Linked DNA regions of Mus musculus: region 2 is linked to region 1. The links are chromatin loops, found by intact Hi-C in ENCODE. Cell type or tissue: heart. All regions are shown on one strand.

What was found. Peaks named below come from ENCODE experiments on the same cell type or tissue, not always from the same donor. Only the 100,000 strongest peaks of a DNase experiment are listed, where the experiment ranks them.
Region 2: a loop joins it to region 1, with 5 times the contacts of the local background. A loop is called at or near these places in 9 of 42 quality-filtered maps.

Annotation. Positions count from the first base shown.
Region 1 is chr2:23,151,777-23,159,776 of GRCm38, reverse strand. It overlaps Mastl (microtubule associated serine/threonine kinase-like), which reads left to right and starts at 3,753. Exons shown (of 12, transcript NM_025979.4): 1 at 3,753-4,098. The coding sequence starts at 3,916. It overlaps Yme1l1 (YME1-like 1 (S. cerevisiae)), which reads right to left and starts at 3,272. Exons shown (of 19, transcript NM_013771.5): 1 at 3,046-3,272. The coding sequence starts at 3,078. In heart, CTCF peaks have their summits at 3,519 and 3,728; DNase peaks (open chromatin) are centred at 3,326 and 3,746; H3K4me3 peaks cover 3,152 bases; H3K27ac peaks cover 1,863 bases.
Region 2 is chr2:23,064,846-23,072,845 of GRCm38, reverse strand. Acbd5 (acyl-Coenzyme A binding domain containing 5) reads right to left here and starts at 3,774. Exons shown (of 14, transcript NM_001355637.1): 1 at 3,562-3,774; 2 at 3,227-3,395. The coding sequence starts at 3,576. In heart, CTCF peaks have their summits at 3,175, 4,525 and 4,726; DNase peaks (open chromatin) are centred at 3,785 and 4,685; H3K4me3 peaks cover 2,909 bases; H3K27ac peaks cover 2,375 bases.

The sequences.
Region 1 (8,000 bases):
CAAGGCCAGTCAGGAGGACTACACACTGACACAAAAATTAATTAACTTGAAATACATAGACTTTCATTCTCTAAAGTCTACTTTCTAGAAATTTATTCTAAGGAAGTAATTTGACAAATGATGCACACTAATAAAACAATTTTTTTCAACATAAATTTAAAACAAATGGGAAAAAGCTGGAGAAAACAACTATTAGGGAGGGGGCAAAATAAAGCTTCACAAACATTAAAAGCAAAAGTTCACACCAAGAATTTTCTGATTTTTTGCCACCATCTTGCTCTAAATCCCACTAGCTAATCTGTTTCTGCCCTTCCCCAGCTGTACCACACTACCAGCAAGAGATAAAAGTCACCATCATGAAAGTCTGCTAGGTCATGCTTCTGCTTAAAATCTAACACTTGTAGAACTTGAAAATCTTCTACAGTTTGGTTTTTATATTACCTCACTTCATAACATGTCCCTTCATTCCCTGTGTTAGAAATGGCTCAAAGAACACATGAAAACACTTTCCTTACATTTACCAGCCATAAGAACATCTGAAAGAAGTACATATGGCAAGGCCTGGAAAGAACACCCAGTGGAGGACACCCTCTATGGAGTTACAATGTAAAACCCTTCTGCACAGGAACTCACCACCCAGCGGCTCAACAATTACTGCCTCCAAAAGTGGGAATTACAGTATGATGAAATTATCTGGTCTGACTAGTCCCATTCCAGGACTATTTGCAGATTCAAGTTATCTCGTTAGGACAAACACAAATGTAATCCATGGAGCTTATGAAATCATAAGCTTCATAACTCAAGAAATTCTAAGAATACAACAGAAGCTTGGCACAAGGAAGACTACAAAAATTAAGAATTTCTTTTGTTGTAGCATATTATCCAACTAAAAGATAAACTCCATATGGCAAGTATTTTTTCTACTTTAGTATTCTATGTTGCAACCCATGACAAGTGTGAATACAGAGAATGCTAAATAGGCATTTTTGTTAAGTGAATAAAATAATCGGCTCTGATTATAAACCAAGTCTAATAATTTAACTAATTCAACCCCTGACATTAAAATTAGCCAGTGTTATACTTCTTGCTGTGAACGCAGAGTCCCTTTAAAAATTATGCTTAATTCAGTTTCCACTATAACAGCAGTAAGAGGTGGAAGGCGATTAGCTAGGAAGAATAGCACAGAACTACAAACTGCTCTGTGCTACATGGGGTTGTACAAAACCCACAATAAGCAAGTATATAAGCCATGGAAATCCAGTCTTTACGCCACCAGAGTGGGTTTCCCCCTTGTTCTTTTGCTCTTCTACCATGTTATGCTGTCTACCTCATGATGGTATACTATTCACCATGCTTTCTTCATATAAATTAATATTATATTCAACAGTCTCTATCAGACATCTTTAATTACTAAAACTTCTCCAGACACTGTCATCCTAAAAAAACAGCATTTTCTTGTATCAAGCTGACCAACACAGAAATATCACTTTCCACCATCTCTCCCACTTACACTGAGTGAAATTCTATTACTTCTTTTCTTCTCTACTTTAATTTTTGTGAGACAGGTTGGCTGCCAAATCCTAATCCTCTTGACCCTCTCACCAAGTCTGGAATTAGAGGTGCCACACTAGACAAAGCAATTTCTTTTCCATAATTACTGAATGCCTTTCCTGTGTCAGAGCAACAGCATCCTTAAATCTACAACACTTACACTTTTGCCCTTTCATATTCTCCACACAAGAAGCCAGAGCAAGCCTCCAAATGACAACCTGGTCACAGAAATCAAATGAATCGAACTCTGTAACTGCCTCAAGGCTTCTCTCCAACCTCCCTTTAGCCACTCTGTTCTTGCCACATGGGCCTGACTTTTGTTCCTCACAGGATTTTATATTTATATTTTTCTGTCTGCCTGAAATTCCCGTTTATTTATTTATTTATTTACTTATGGTTTTTCGAGACAGGGTTTCTCTGTGTAGCCCTGACTGTCCTGGAACTTACTTTGTAGACCAAGCTGGCCTTGAACTCAGAGATCCGCCTGCCTCTGCCTCCCAAGTGCTGGAATTAAAGGCGTGCGCCACCACGCCCGGCGAAATATCCGTTTATTGTTCATCTTTATTTCCAGTGACTAGGAGAAATCTACATTTGCTTGGTTCGCTTGCTGCCTAAGTAGCAGCTAAGCAATTCCTTTCTCCATTAGTCTACCAATTCCATAGGAACACAAAAAGAGGCAGGTAGTAAGATGTAACGAACATTTGGGGGGGCAGTCTTTTGAGACAAGTCTCACTATGTAACATCTCTAGATTCTCTGCCTGCCTCCCAAGGAATAATCCTCAAGACAAGTTGATGGTGCATCTGGTGTGATGGTGGTGGGAGCCATGATCCCAACACTTAGGAGGCCAGCCTGGACATAATAAGGACTAGGACAGCAAAGATAGACAATGAAACCTCGCCTCAAAAAATAAAATATAATTAATTAATTAATTAAACATTGTTAACACCTTCCCCCCCAAAAAGAAAACAAATTTTAATGAAACAAGGAAAAATTAACATAATTTGGGTCCTGATTTTTTAAAAAATGTTTAAAATTTAATTGCAAGAATCTAATGATTCAAAAATGTGCACAAGTTAATTCTACCCAGAAAGAAAGAAATTGTGATGCTATTCGAATTATTAGAGTATGTTTGAACTAAATTCGGCTTGAAAGGAAAAAAGGGTAATCAGAAATAGATGGATGGAAAGAACACTGTCTTCTTTACCTTTCTCGCAGATTTCACAAATCCCCATCTCAGACTGTCCAACCCTAAACAGTCCCTGAATTGTCAACAGAAATTCTGTGCAAGCCAGTGGATACGCTATGTGATGTTCACCACGGTTAGTGTCAGGTCATAGTCTCAGCACTGTCCCCTGATCTCCTTTTCAGCCTGCGACTCAAACAGGGTTCGTCGCTTCCCTCACTAATTTTGCTTCAGAAACACCGATTCTACTACAGCATCCGGGGAAAAGTCGCAAAAGGGACGCAGGAAAACGCCTGAATGCTGGGCTCACCTGAGGCTGCACAGTGCTCGACAGGGAGAACATCTCCGGGCCCTCGAGATCTTACCGGCCAGCCGAAACTGCTTCTTAGCTTCAGCTCCGAGGAAAGGGGCTGAGCCCTTTTATTTTCTCTTTATTTCTCTTTGCTTTTCTCCCAGTTTCTCCCTTACTCCTCCCAGAAACGAAAAAATGGCTTCCCCTCCCGACAGCTGCTACGACGACATCTGCCCCGGAAGACCATAGGTACAGTGCTTCCGGAGCAAGCCTCCGCGTTCACCCCGCCCCCGCCCGTCAGCGCTCCGCCTCTTCCGGGGACTCTGTCACTTTGGGGTGGTTTTTCGAGGTTCCTATCACCACCTCCACAATAAATTGGATGTTCTTCTAGTCGCTCCTACTCTGTTTCTGAATTCAGTACGCGGTCAAACGCACTTAACGCTCACCCAGGCTCTCCACATTCTGTGGCTTCGCTAGCTTCCACACATCATCCCTAGCCATTGCTTTACTTAACAGTCGGCCTGGCTTCTAGCTCATGCGGAGGGAGGGAGAACTGCAGATCTTGACTGAGACTCGGAAGGACCCCACCAGACTACATAAAGTCTTAGTCCCTTGCTCATTGGCCAGAATGCACTGCCTCGTCACAAAAACAGCCCGTGTATCCGCGGCTGAGCCCCGCCCAGCGCCCCTTCCGGCAGCGCCGCCGGCTCCGCCTAGCGCTCCGCAGACTGCGCCCAGCAGTGCCGCCGGCCCCCACCCGTCGATGCCTGCTTACAGGGAGCCGGCAGAGCGCAGACGCGCGGTGACGTCACGGGAGGCGTCCGGCGTAGGCGAAACCTTTTGAATCTAGCTGGCGGGAGTTGCTGCTGCAGGGCGAGCTGTGCAGCAATGGAGTCCGCCTCGGCAAGTGAGGAGAATGAAGGAGGTGCGGCGATAGAGGAGTGCGTGAGTAGGATCCCGGTACCAAGACCACCCTCCATTGAGGAGTTCACCATAGTGAAGCCCATTAGCCGTGGTGCATTCGGGAAAGTGTACCTGGGACAGAAAGGCGGCAAGTTGTACGCAGTGAAGGTAGGCAGTCAGAAGCGAGAAGGTCTTAAATGGTCCTCCCTCGCGGACCTCCCTTTTGAGTTGTTGAACAAACTCTGGAGCTGCTGTACCACTAGCCTGGAATGCCCGGCTTACAGAAGCCTGCACAGTCCTGCTTGTTGACTGTGGGCGTTTAGGCAGACTGCAGTGAGCAGGTGTCTGTCCTTTCCCTTGCCCTGCCCTTCTCTGTATACTGAGAATCATTAACCCAGTGAAAATAGCAAAACTTACCCAACTGTGCCCTGGCCATTGTTAACAAATGAGAAAACTGCGACTGAAGGCAGAGGCTTGAAGCCACACCCATGACTCCTGAGTCATGTTTCAAATCAAAACGGCCTTAAGTACTTGTTGGTTATGTTTTCCTTGTTTGACATACATAATAGCCGAAATCTTGCTATCACAAACAAGATTGGTTTGTAGACAGTTCAAATCTCACTCTTACCAAAAGGAAGCTGCATTATATTCGAATTTTCTGTGACACAATTTATATTGTGAAAGTTTTTAATTGTAGTATTATTTATTTAAAGTATCACCGGGATTGTGAGTTTGTTTTGCTTTTTTACTAACTTGAGCTTCACCTGGATTAACTTCGGTACTTTGATTACGTTTGTAATGGTCACTTTCCGATGATGCTTTAATTCCAGCTCTTTGATAAGCAGGAGCAAGTGATGCAAAACCAAAATTTTTGCTTCTCAAGATTTCCATCGTGATACGTAAGCTGTAAGTTCATTTATTATAGAGCAAGTAGAAAGAAATGTGTCCTAAATCAAGCGTTTCTTATCTATATGTGATCGTAAAAACAGTCAGTGTTCACTTAAAATTGTTCTGTCCACCCTAGCTTCTCATTACTACTTTGTAATGAGAACATTACATTGTAAACATGACAAAGGAGGCTACTGGCTGGCTCAGATTCCTGGTACCCAGTGCTTGGAGACTAGCACACAGTTAAGATAAGCAGCCCCTTCACCTGACTACCTAAATGACCTCTTCCTTTGCTTCTTTCCCTTTAATAGTACCAATGTCACCTCTACCCTTCAGGCTAGAAACTTGAGTTGCCCTTATATATTTCATCAATACACCACATACCCTTTGTTCCTGTTGTCCCTCTGGAAAAAAATGTTTTGTTTTTGTTTTGTTTTGCTTTTTTCATTCACAAGTGGATTTCTCCCCACTTACTTGTTCAGTGATGACTTTTGTAAATTAAATAGTATTGAAAACCAGTTTTAGGGGCTGGTGAGATGGCTCAGTGGTTAAGAGCGCCGACTGCTCTTCCAAAGGTCCTGAGTTCAAATCCCAGCAACCACATGGTGGCTCACAACCAGCCTAAACGAAATCTGATGCCCTCTTCTGGAGTGTCTGAAGACAGCTACAGTGTACTTACATATAATAAATAAATGAATTTTTTAAAAAAAAAAAACAGTTTTAAGGAATAGTTCCATAGCCCAAAAAATTACCTTTTTGCCTATTCACAGTACCTCTTCCCTTAATATGTCAGCAGGTAACTACTATCCCTCTTCTCTCTGTTTTCTGTCTCTCTTTGACAGTCCCAAATAGCCTCAGACATATGATGGAACTGAGCATGACAAGCCTTAAATTACTGATACGTATGGCTCCATCCCCTAAGTGAAGCGACTACAGGCATGTACCAACAAGCCCTATGTACCAACTCACCTTCTATCTCTGCAAGATTGCCTTTTCTGGATAGTTCACATAAATGGAATCATACAATGTATGGTCTTTGATGTCTTCTTCTTCTTCTCTTCCTCTTCCTCTCCTTCCTCTTCCTCCTCCTCCTCCTCCTCCTTTTTCATTTGCCTGGTGGTTTGAGGCTCATCGGCTTGAATTTCTGTACTTAGTTGGTTGGAGTAGTTTCCTAACTAGAATCATTAACTTTACTTTAATCCATTCTTTAGGTTGCAGTTTGCAGGCCAAAATCCAGGGTCCTTAAAAATTCAGTCAGATTCCCAATTTTTGGCCCTTGATCTCTACTTTATCTTCCACCTAACCTATATTAAAGCAACATCCAGGCAACTAACTGGTCCCTCAAAGCCATGACTTATTTCCACACCTCAGGACTTAAGTTTATCCTGCTTCCTTCTTAACTGCTTTTGTTCTACCTTTCTAGGCTTTTCAGCCATTGTTTTGTTTTGAGGTTTACTTAATTCCCGGGAAACCTTCTCTGATTTTCCAAACTCAACTCACTGAAATTGTTACTTTGTATGTTGCTGAGATATTTGCTTTTCCTTCTCTTAACACCTCAAGCAGTCATTAATTATTGATACGAAAACACCAGTTAATCTCTCCTGAAAATATTTTGGGTACCTTGGCATGGTACCACCTCATAAGCTTCATAGAGCTTCTGCCAGTGAGATGATAGGTAGAATCATGTTGTTGGCTTGATTTGTTAATCTCTCTTCATTGCTGGGAGAGAGAGACCTGGGGCTTTACCGCTGTTAGGTTAGTGGTCTACCGCTGATCTACATCCCTAGTCTTTCCCTTGGTTTTCATAAGGAAAGGAGGTAAAGCTAAAATGTGTCATGTATTTATCATTTTATTAAATACTTTAATGAGTGCCTTTTTCTTATGGTAGTAATAAACATTCCAGTATTTTTTATTGTTCTTTATGAGTTTCTCATCATGCATGCCAATCCCATATTCCTCTCCCCATCCCTTTATACCCACCTTCCATCATTGCACCAACCCTCCAAAAGAAAACAAACAACATCTCATTGTGGAAGCTGTAGTGTGTCCCACAGTATAGCCTTTTCCCACACTTTTTACTTACAAATGGTCATTTCGAGGACTTTGGCTTCTGCTACACTATCAATATTGGATCTTCACCAGGACCTCTCTTGGATATATCCTGTTGCTGCCCTGTGTCATGGAAATCCTGCAGTTTTTAATCTGTAAGACCAGTCCCTTCACATGCTACAGCAGTTCATAGGTGGTGTAGATGTTGGGGTGAGACAACTCAAAATCCAGATTTGGGTGGTAGCTTAGCTGGTTAGCCCAGCAGCTCTCCCACACCCACATGACCAGGACAGACTCTCCAGCACTGCCCCAAGTAGTGGATAGCTCAACTACTGCCCAGACTGGCAAGAGAACAGAGCCAGCTCTCTCACTCTCAGGCCTTCTGAAGTGGCTTACCCGCCCCACACCACCAGGGCCAGCTCTGTTGTGCTACCCAGGGCTCTCATGGCCTTGGGACCAGCTCTACTGCTTGTTGTAGGTGGCAAGAATTGCAGTTTTTTTTTAAATATATTTCACTAATTCTTTGAGAATTCTATAATCCCAGTGCTACTATGTCATTTAATGCTCCAGTTTTAGCATATAGTTTTGTTTCTAAGCCAGTTTACCTTGAAACTTAAAAGGTGTAATTTGGCCGGATATGATGGCACACACCTGTACTCCCAACACTTGTGAAGTGAATGTGGTAGAATTGGGAATTCAAGGGCAGCCTCAGCTGTATATTAAATTCAAAGCCAGCCTCAGATACATAAGGATGGTGATATAGTTAAGATGTTTCTGTAAGGCAGAATTTAATTTGTGAGTTTTTTTTTAAGATTAGAATCTTGTTCTGTGGTCCAGGCTTGCCTCAGCCTCCCAAATACTGATATTACAGTCTTCTGCCAGAATGACCATTTCTCATCATTCATGAAATAAACAGGCTTCCAACCTTAAAAATGGGGTAGATTTCTTTATGCATTAGCATTTTGGCTGACTATATATATATGTGTACCATGTGTATGTCTGGTACACAAGGAGGCTTTAAGAGGATGTTGGATTCCCTGGAAGTAGAGTTACAAATGGTTGTGAGACACCATATAGGTGCTGGGAACTAAATTCAGGTCCTCTATAAAAGCAAGGTATTTTAAGCATTCAGC
Region 2 (8,000 bases), 87 kb after region 1:
CATTACTTCTGTCCTAAGGATGTTCCTATGACATAAGCAACAGATGTGTTTAAATTTACATGTCTAATAACTAAGAGTCTATCAATCCTTACATAATTAGGTTTGTTTGTAATTTTATTTTTTCAAAGATTTATTTTATGTATGAATACACTGTAGCTGTCTTCAGACACACCAGAAGAGGTCATTGGATCCCATTACAGATGGCTGTGAGCCACCATGTGGTTACTGGGAATTTTTTTTTTTTAAGATTTATTTTATTATATTTAAGTACACTGTAGCTGTCTTCAGACACACCAGAGAAGGGCATCAGATCCCATTTCAGATGGCTGTGAGCCACCATGTGGTTGCTGGGAATTGAACCCAGGACCTCTGGAAGAGCAGTCAGTGCTCTTAACCACTGAGCCATCTCTACAGCCCTGTAATTTTATTTTTATTTGTGCACTACGATTATAGATATGATCTACCATGCATGGCTTATACTAGTTTATTTATTTAACTGCTTATTTATTTGTATTTCTTTATTTATTGGCAGTATTGGGGACTGAAGCTTGGCCTTCAACATCCTAAGTAAGTGCATGCCAGTACTGGAGGAGGCCAGAAGAAGGCAGTGCACTCCCCAGAGCTGAAGTTATAGGTGGGATGGGCACTGGGAAATAAACTTGGGTCTTCTAAAAAGCAGCAGCACTCTTAACCAAGGAAGCACCTCCCTCACCCTCATTACTGTAAACTATAAATAAAAGTTAGGCAAAAAATAACAACAGCTTCAAGATCTCATTGCAAAATAATTCAAAGCCAACCAAATAATTTAAAATAACTCTGGAAAGACAGCATAAAGGCAGAGCACTTGCTTCGGATGTTGAAAGGCCAAGGTTCAATCCCAAATACTGCCAATAAGTAAAGAAATACAAGTGAACAAGTCACTAAATAAAGTATTACAAGCCATGCATGGTAGAGCACATCCAAAATCCTAGGACTCAGAAGCAGGAACAAGAAAATCTCCCAAATTTGAGGCCAGCTTGAGGTACACAGCAAGTTTTTGTCTAAAAAACAAAATACAAAAAAAAAAACTACAAAGATATTTAGCATCATTGTAGCAGATGTTGTTCAGATATATCAGTTAGCTTTAGGGACAGTGCATTAAGTGCTGACTAGCACACGTGCCTTTTTGTCTTTTTCCACAGGGAGGGGGGTTGTCTCTATTATTGATAGCTTCATGCCTGCTAAATGCCTACTCTGTCATCCAGCCAGGCCTGCCCCCACCCTTTTTTCTTTGAATATTAAACTCAAGGTCCCTGGCAACCTCTATCACTGAGACACAGCACACCACATCTGTTGCAAGGTCCATTTAACAAGTTTATCTTAATTTCTCAATACAAAAAAAAACAAAACAAAAACAAAAAACAAAACAAAACACCTTGGATCTTGCTTTGTAACCCAAACTGGGTAGCCTGCATTCCATTATATATAGATTTCTTAATACATAGAATATAAAATAATGAAGTAGTAAGAATAGAAAGATTGGGTCTAACATCAATTTTCAAAGATATATCAAATGCAGGGCTTAGAGAAGTGAACACACTACTTACATGAAATTCTGAAATCATACCTTCCTATAAATACTCCTAGTGGAACATTTAAAAAATCTCCATATCTGGAGCTGGAGAGGTGGCTCAAGTGTTAAGAGCACTAGCCACTCTTCCAAAGGACCTGCGTTCAAATCTCAGCGCCCACATAACAGTTCATGATCATAACTGTAACTCCAGTTCCAGGGGATCGGACATTCTCACACAGACATACTTGGGGGCAGAACACCAATGTAAATAAAATTTAAAACAATTTTTTTAGTAAATGTCTAATTGAGTTCTTATGCTATTTTCTTTTTTGTTTTTTGAGACAGGTTCTCATTATCCAGATCAGACTGGCCTTGAACTCGTAAGATCCAACTGCCTTTGCCTCTGGAGTCCTGAGATTAAAGGCATCCATCACCACACTGGTCTTATTACTCCTTCCTTCCTTCAGCTTATTTGGACTTACCCTTTAGTCTTCACTGTGTTCTCCTCCAATACAAAGTGAAACATAGACAACACCATGGAGCCTAGAGCTTCTACACAGTAAGCAAGTGATCCACTGCCAAATCAAAGCTCCAGCCCTCCTGATCCTCCAAGAAAGCTGGCATCGCAAAGCAGCCTGTGCCACTGATTCTGAAGGTGTGCAGGAACTAAATAAGGGCTTTGTACATGCCAACACATGCCCTACAAGCTTCCAAAACTATGCCTCCGGAAAATTTCTTACTGGAATGAACTATGCTTACTACTAATTTTTTAGCCAAATGATGATACATGAAAAGTGGGAAGATAGCTGGGCAATGGTGGCACACGCCTTTAATCCCAGCACTTGGGAGGCAGAGGCAGGCGGATTTCTGAGTTCGAGACCAGCCTGGTCTACAAAGTGAGTTCCAGGACAGCCAGGGCTACACGGAGAAACCCTGTCTCGAAAAAAAAAAAAAAAAAAAAAAAAGAAAAAGAAAAGAAAAGTGGGAAGACATTAAATACTATACAAATATAGTAATGTTATGTTTGACTTGGCCTACAAATCTAGCACACACAATAAAAATGCTTAAGATAATTTTAATCTAATTTATTATGAAAAGTAAATCACAATGCAAATGGATATAAAATTTCAAAGTAAAAGTCTCTCTTCCCAAGCTTCTCTATTTAGAACACTGAAAAAAAAATTTAGTGATGGAAAAAAAAATCCTTAACACTGGTCAGACAAAATTATAAAAAGTTTTACAAGCTGTTGCCAGGATACACACAAAGAAAACCGTACCTGACACATCATAGTCAAAATAATCATTTTACACGAGAATATAGTTGTCCTTTCCTTTCCGCTTCATATCAAAGTTTCTGAAGGTTCGGATTACACTTTTGAGTTAGGTAGCACCAGACATCCCTCCCCAGTTTTTGTTTTTGTTTTTTAACTTTCCCAAATCCACAGTCATTAAGTGATAAGACTTGTTCTCAAGAATATAAACTACTTAAAACCTAGATAATACGTCGCCTTTGGCCTCAAAAATCAGCGGTAATTAATTAGCATTCAATACCATTCTTTCAATTACATTTCTTTCAATTACATTTCTTTTAATGACAGAGCGAGAGGGGGCGCTAAATAAGGTAGACTAGAAGCAGCTGGAAAAGGTCTTTTACCTAGAGCCCACTGCACATACCATTTTTCGGCAAACTCTGGATCACCTTCACGGCCGCCTCAAATCTGGTTTCATACACTGACGGTGTGTCCGCCATCTCCAGCTGCCAGCGCCGGCCTCGGTCCCAAGGTCTGTCCGCGGTAATCACACAGCAGCAGCAGCACCAGCTTCCCCAAGAGCCTGCATGAAACTGAACACCGAGCGCAGCAGCGGATTAATGACAGGAGCATAGCTGGTCAATTCCCCTTTGCCTGCCCAATCAAGGCCACATCAACTCAGGTGGCCCGGTTCCTTCCTCCTTCGTGGGGCGTGTCTAAGAGTACATCCCAGCCAACAAAAACAGCCAAACAACTCACCGCGAGGAAGAGCATCTCTAGCAGCAGGCCTTGGAGGTTGAGCCGCCCGTGATAGCGGACCCTTTCTCCCACCCGGAAGATGCCGGCCAACCAATCACACCCCCCATTCCTGAGAAGTTCTGCCGTCGGTGGGCAGCCGCCCCACAGCCCCGCCCCAGAGTCACCGGAGGACCCACTAGCCTCCGCCGCCGCGGCCGCCGTGCAGCAAACCCCACCCACCCGCTCCGCCGCGGTGACGTGCACGGGCTGCGCGTTCTCAGAGGAGGGGAAAAGAGGCTGCAAGGCGCTCCGGCTGGGGTTGGTCTGTGGAGAACCCGGTGCTTGTTTATGTTCGGGCTGAGGACAGCAAGCCTGGTGACGCGCTAGGATTCTATGCCAGGTCCTAAAGGTGGCCCCTGGATACCGCTAGTGTTTAAAGAAAAGAAAAACACAAGAGTCGGTGGTCCTCAATGCCTAGCCTCGGGGTTAAACCGGAGAAGGGAGTGAATCATAAAAGTGGCTTCAAAACTTCTTTTGACATTTACTCTCTGTGACCTAGGAGAAGGCACTTGACCTCTTCTGTGGATATACAACACGCTAAAGGGGAGAAAGGGAGGATTAAGGGCAAGGATGGAAGGGCTTAGCCCTGGCCCCCAAGTCTGGGACAGCTTTCACCGTCTGGCCCCAAGGGTGGCCGCGGAGAGAGCAAAGGTGAGCGGTGGCGGCCTGCTGCGCAACACCTCCACTACCCACTCTCCAGGCCCAGGAGACAGGCACAGCCACGTCCAGCTCCGCCGGAGGCTAGGGATGGAGATGGTCGGTGAACAACGTAATGCCCGCGTTGTAGGCACTTAGGAAGCTCCCCGCAGGCGTAGAGTGCCGTGGCCTGGAAATCTCAAGGACGCCCCGCTGGGAACGTCAGTTTTGTCGGTTTAGGATGGGTTGGGAAGATTACTCGTAAAAATCTAGTTGCGAACTATAAGTCACTCTTCCCTTGGAGCCGCGATGTCGGCATTTACCTTGATATAGCCAAATGACTGGCAAGGCCTGTCCGTTTTGTCTCGACGCCTGCCCCGCACCTTGCCCCCGCGGGCTTATGGGAACTGTAGTCCCCCGGCGCTTCCGGACACCTTCCTCTGTAGGCTGGCGTAGTCCCCCTCCGGTTCCGGTTCGGTTTTTCCTTGTAGCCCACCCTTCCTGTGTGTGGCGGAAGTTCCTTTCTTCCGGATTGCGTTTGGGGCGTCTCCGAAGTACTTCTTAAGCTTCGAGCAGAAAGGAATCCTCTGACATAGCTTGTTTATCTGGGTATTGAGAACAGTGTCGTCTGAAGAGTTCTTTCAGGGCTCATGCGGCCTGTATTCAAAAGTACCCCAGAAACAGTTCCGGACTCACTGATCGTTTAATCAAAAAGACCAAAGGCACTGGAGGAACGCAGGCTTCACTAGAGAACCGCTCCCTAGTACTTCACCGCCTTCATATGTGTGATGTTTGGCAAACGTATGATCTGTTTCAAAAGCACTGTAAGGTGTTGATAGATGAGGAAATGATAGTTGACTTGCCCAAGGTCCTAAAATTTAATGATTTAGCAAGCGAGTGTCAGTCAAATCATAAAACCTGCTATGAATATGTGACTTGTCCTAATCATGTAAAAGGGAAACACAAGTTTTCTAACCTTCTCAACATGAGAACGCTTTGTGTGTTTATCTTTGCCTCACCTACTCTTTTCTTGAACTTGGGTGCTTCTCAGTCACTCCTAGTATACTCAGGTATATATATTCTGAAAAAGTGTTGGGTGTTTATTTTTAATACTTGATTTCGACAACTGCTCATTAGACTTATGTAATGAGCTACCCTACTGGTTCTGTAGATCATTAGTTACTAATGACAGACTAATGACAGCATATTTTGCCAGTGATTGCACTGAATTTATTTATTATAATTTGTTGTTGTTGTTTTCAAGACAGGGTTTCTCTGTATAGCCCTGGCTGTCCTGGAACTCACTCTGTAGACCAGGCTGGCCTCGAACTCAGAAATACACCTGCTTCTGCATCCCGAGTTATGGTGTTTCATCACTGCAATAATAACTCAAACTAACACAGCTGCCTATTACTTGAGAGAAGTTGCACGTAGGATAGTTACCAAGATGTGGAGCAGGAAGTAGAAGAAAATTGTGGGAATTTAACTCATGGGAATAAGTTATAAATGGATAAGAGTAGAAGCTCTGATGTGATATAGTGGAATGACTAGATAATCATGTGTGGTATGTTTCAAAAACTGGAAGGAAAATGTGATGTTTTTATTTCAAAGAAAAAATTCAAGGAGATAGATAGCTCTGGTTAAGAGCACTGACCACTCTTCCAGAAGACCCAGGTTCAATTCCCAGCACCCACATGGTGGCTCACAATGTCTGTAACTGTAGTTTCATGGGCTCTGACACCCTCTTCCTGCTTCCTTAGGTACCAGGCATAGATATACCCAAAACATGTACCCAAAACACTAATACTCATTAAAAAACAATTATTAAAATATTTAAATATCTTGTTTTACAACATTATGAACTAACCAGTACCCCGGAGCTCTTGACTCTAGCTGCATATGTATCAAAAGATGACCTAGTCGGCCATCACTGGAAAGAGAGGCCCATTGGACACGCAAACTTTATATGCCCCAGTACAGGGGAACGCCAGAGCCAAAAAGGGGGAGTGGGTGGGTAGGGGAGTGGGGGTGGGTGGGTATGGGGGACTTTTGGTATAGCATTGGAAATGTAAATGAGCTAAATACCTAATAAAAAATTAAAAAAAAAATTTAAATATCTTGTTTTAAATTGATGTGTTTAACCTAGTTTAAATATTATAGAATGTATGTATATATGTAGATATAAAATATATGATCACATAGACATATACATTTTTCACATATTCCTTAAAGAAATTAATTTTTTTTGAAAGTAATGAGTCAAGGGCCAGTGATATGGCTCAGTGCGTAAAAGTGCTTGCCACCAACTTAACAACCTGAGTTCAGTTTCCAGAACCCACATGTTGGCAGTCAAGAACTAATGCCCAAAAGTTGTACTCTGGCTTACACATACACAAGGGAAACAGAGACATGAGAATCACACCCTTAACTCAGGAGTTCAAACAAGCATTTCCAAAATAGTGAGATTCTCAGCTAAAAATAGAAAGAGAGATGGTGTTGCATGACTTTAATCATAGCACTCAGAGAGACAGTCAAGTTTCTGTGAGTTCAAGGCCAGCCTGGTCTACATGGTGTATTCTTGTACAGTCATATTGACAGACCCTGTCTTTAACACAAAAAAAAAAAAAAAAAAAAAACACCACCAACAACAACAAAACTCTAGAGATTAGTCTCAGTACTTCAGAGCACTGGTTGCTCTTGCAACGGATCCAAGTTTGGTTCCTAGCACTCATGCAGGGGTTAACAACCTCTAGTAACATCAGTTCTTGGGGATCCAATGCCCTCTTCTGACTTCCTCTGGTACCACACAGCCATGTGGGGTATATATCTTGTAGGCAAAACACTCACACTGGTAACAAAGAATAAATACATCTGATTTTTAGAAAAGGTCTTGTTTGGGGTTAGAGAGCTCACTCAACAGTCAAGAACTGCACTGCTCCTCTATAGGACCAAAGGTGAGTCCTGGAGCCCACATTATGGGGCCCACACCCACCAGAAACTCCAGATCCAGGAGATATGACTCCTCTGACCTCTACAGGCACATGCACATGTGTGCAGATACTCACACAACAGGCACACACACATACACATATTGAAAATATTTTTTTTTTTTTTGGTTTTTTGAGACAGGGTTTCTCTGTATAGTCCTGGCTGTCCTGGAACTCACTTTGTAGACCAGACTGGCCTCGAACTCAGAAATCCACCTGCCTCTGTCTCCCAAGTGCTGGGATTAAAGGGGTGCACCACCGCGCCTGGCGAAAATAAATTTTAAAAAAGCAATTTGTAAGCTTTGTTGATTTAACATGTTAAGTCCTGCTGTAATATATTCATGAATGTGATAGATGGAGTCAGTTCCCAAACTGTCTTCTAATTATGTGAAGTTACAATTCTAACTGAAAATTTGATCCCATGAGACACTGTTTAATGTCTTTAAGTATTTTTGTATATTACTTAATTTGCAGTATTCTTCTTTGTTTTTTGTTTTTGTTTGTTTTTGGTTTTTCGAGACAGGGTTTCTCTGTATAGCCCTGGCTGTCCTGGAACTCACTCTGTAGACCAGGTGGACCTCAAACACAGAAATCCCCCTGCCTCTGCCTCCCGAGTGCTGGGATTAAAGGCGTGCGCCACCACTGCCCAGCAATTTGCAGTATTCTTGATTATGCATTGCTATAGATGTTTTATTTTTAAAATACTTTTGGTCTTAAAAACATAAAATGCTACATTTATGTGCCCAACAAAGCACAAATGAATAAAGATTAAGTTTG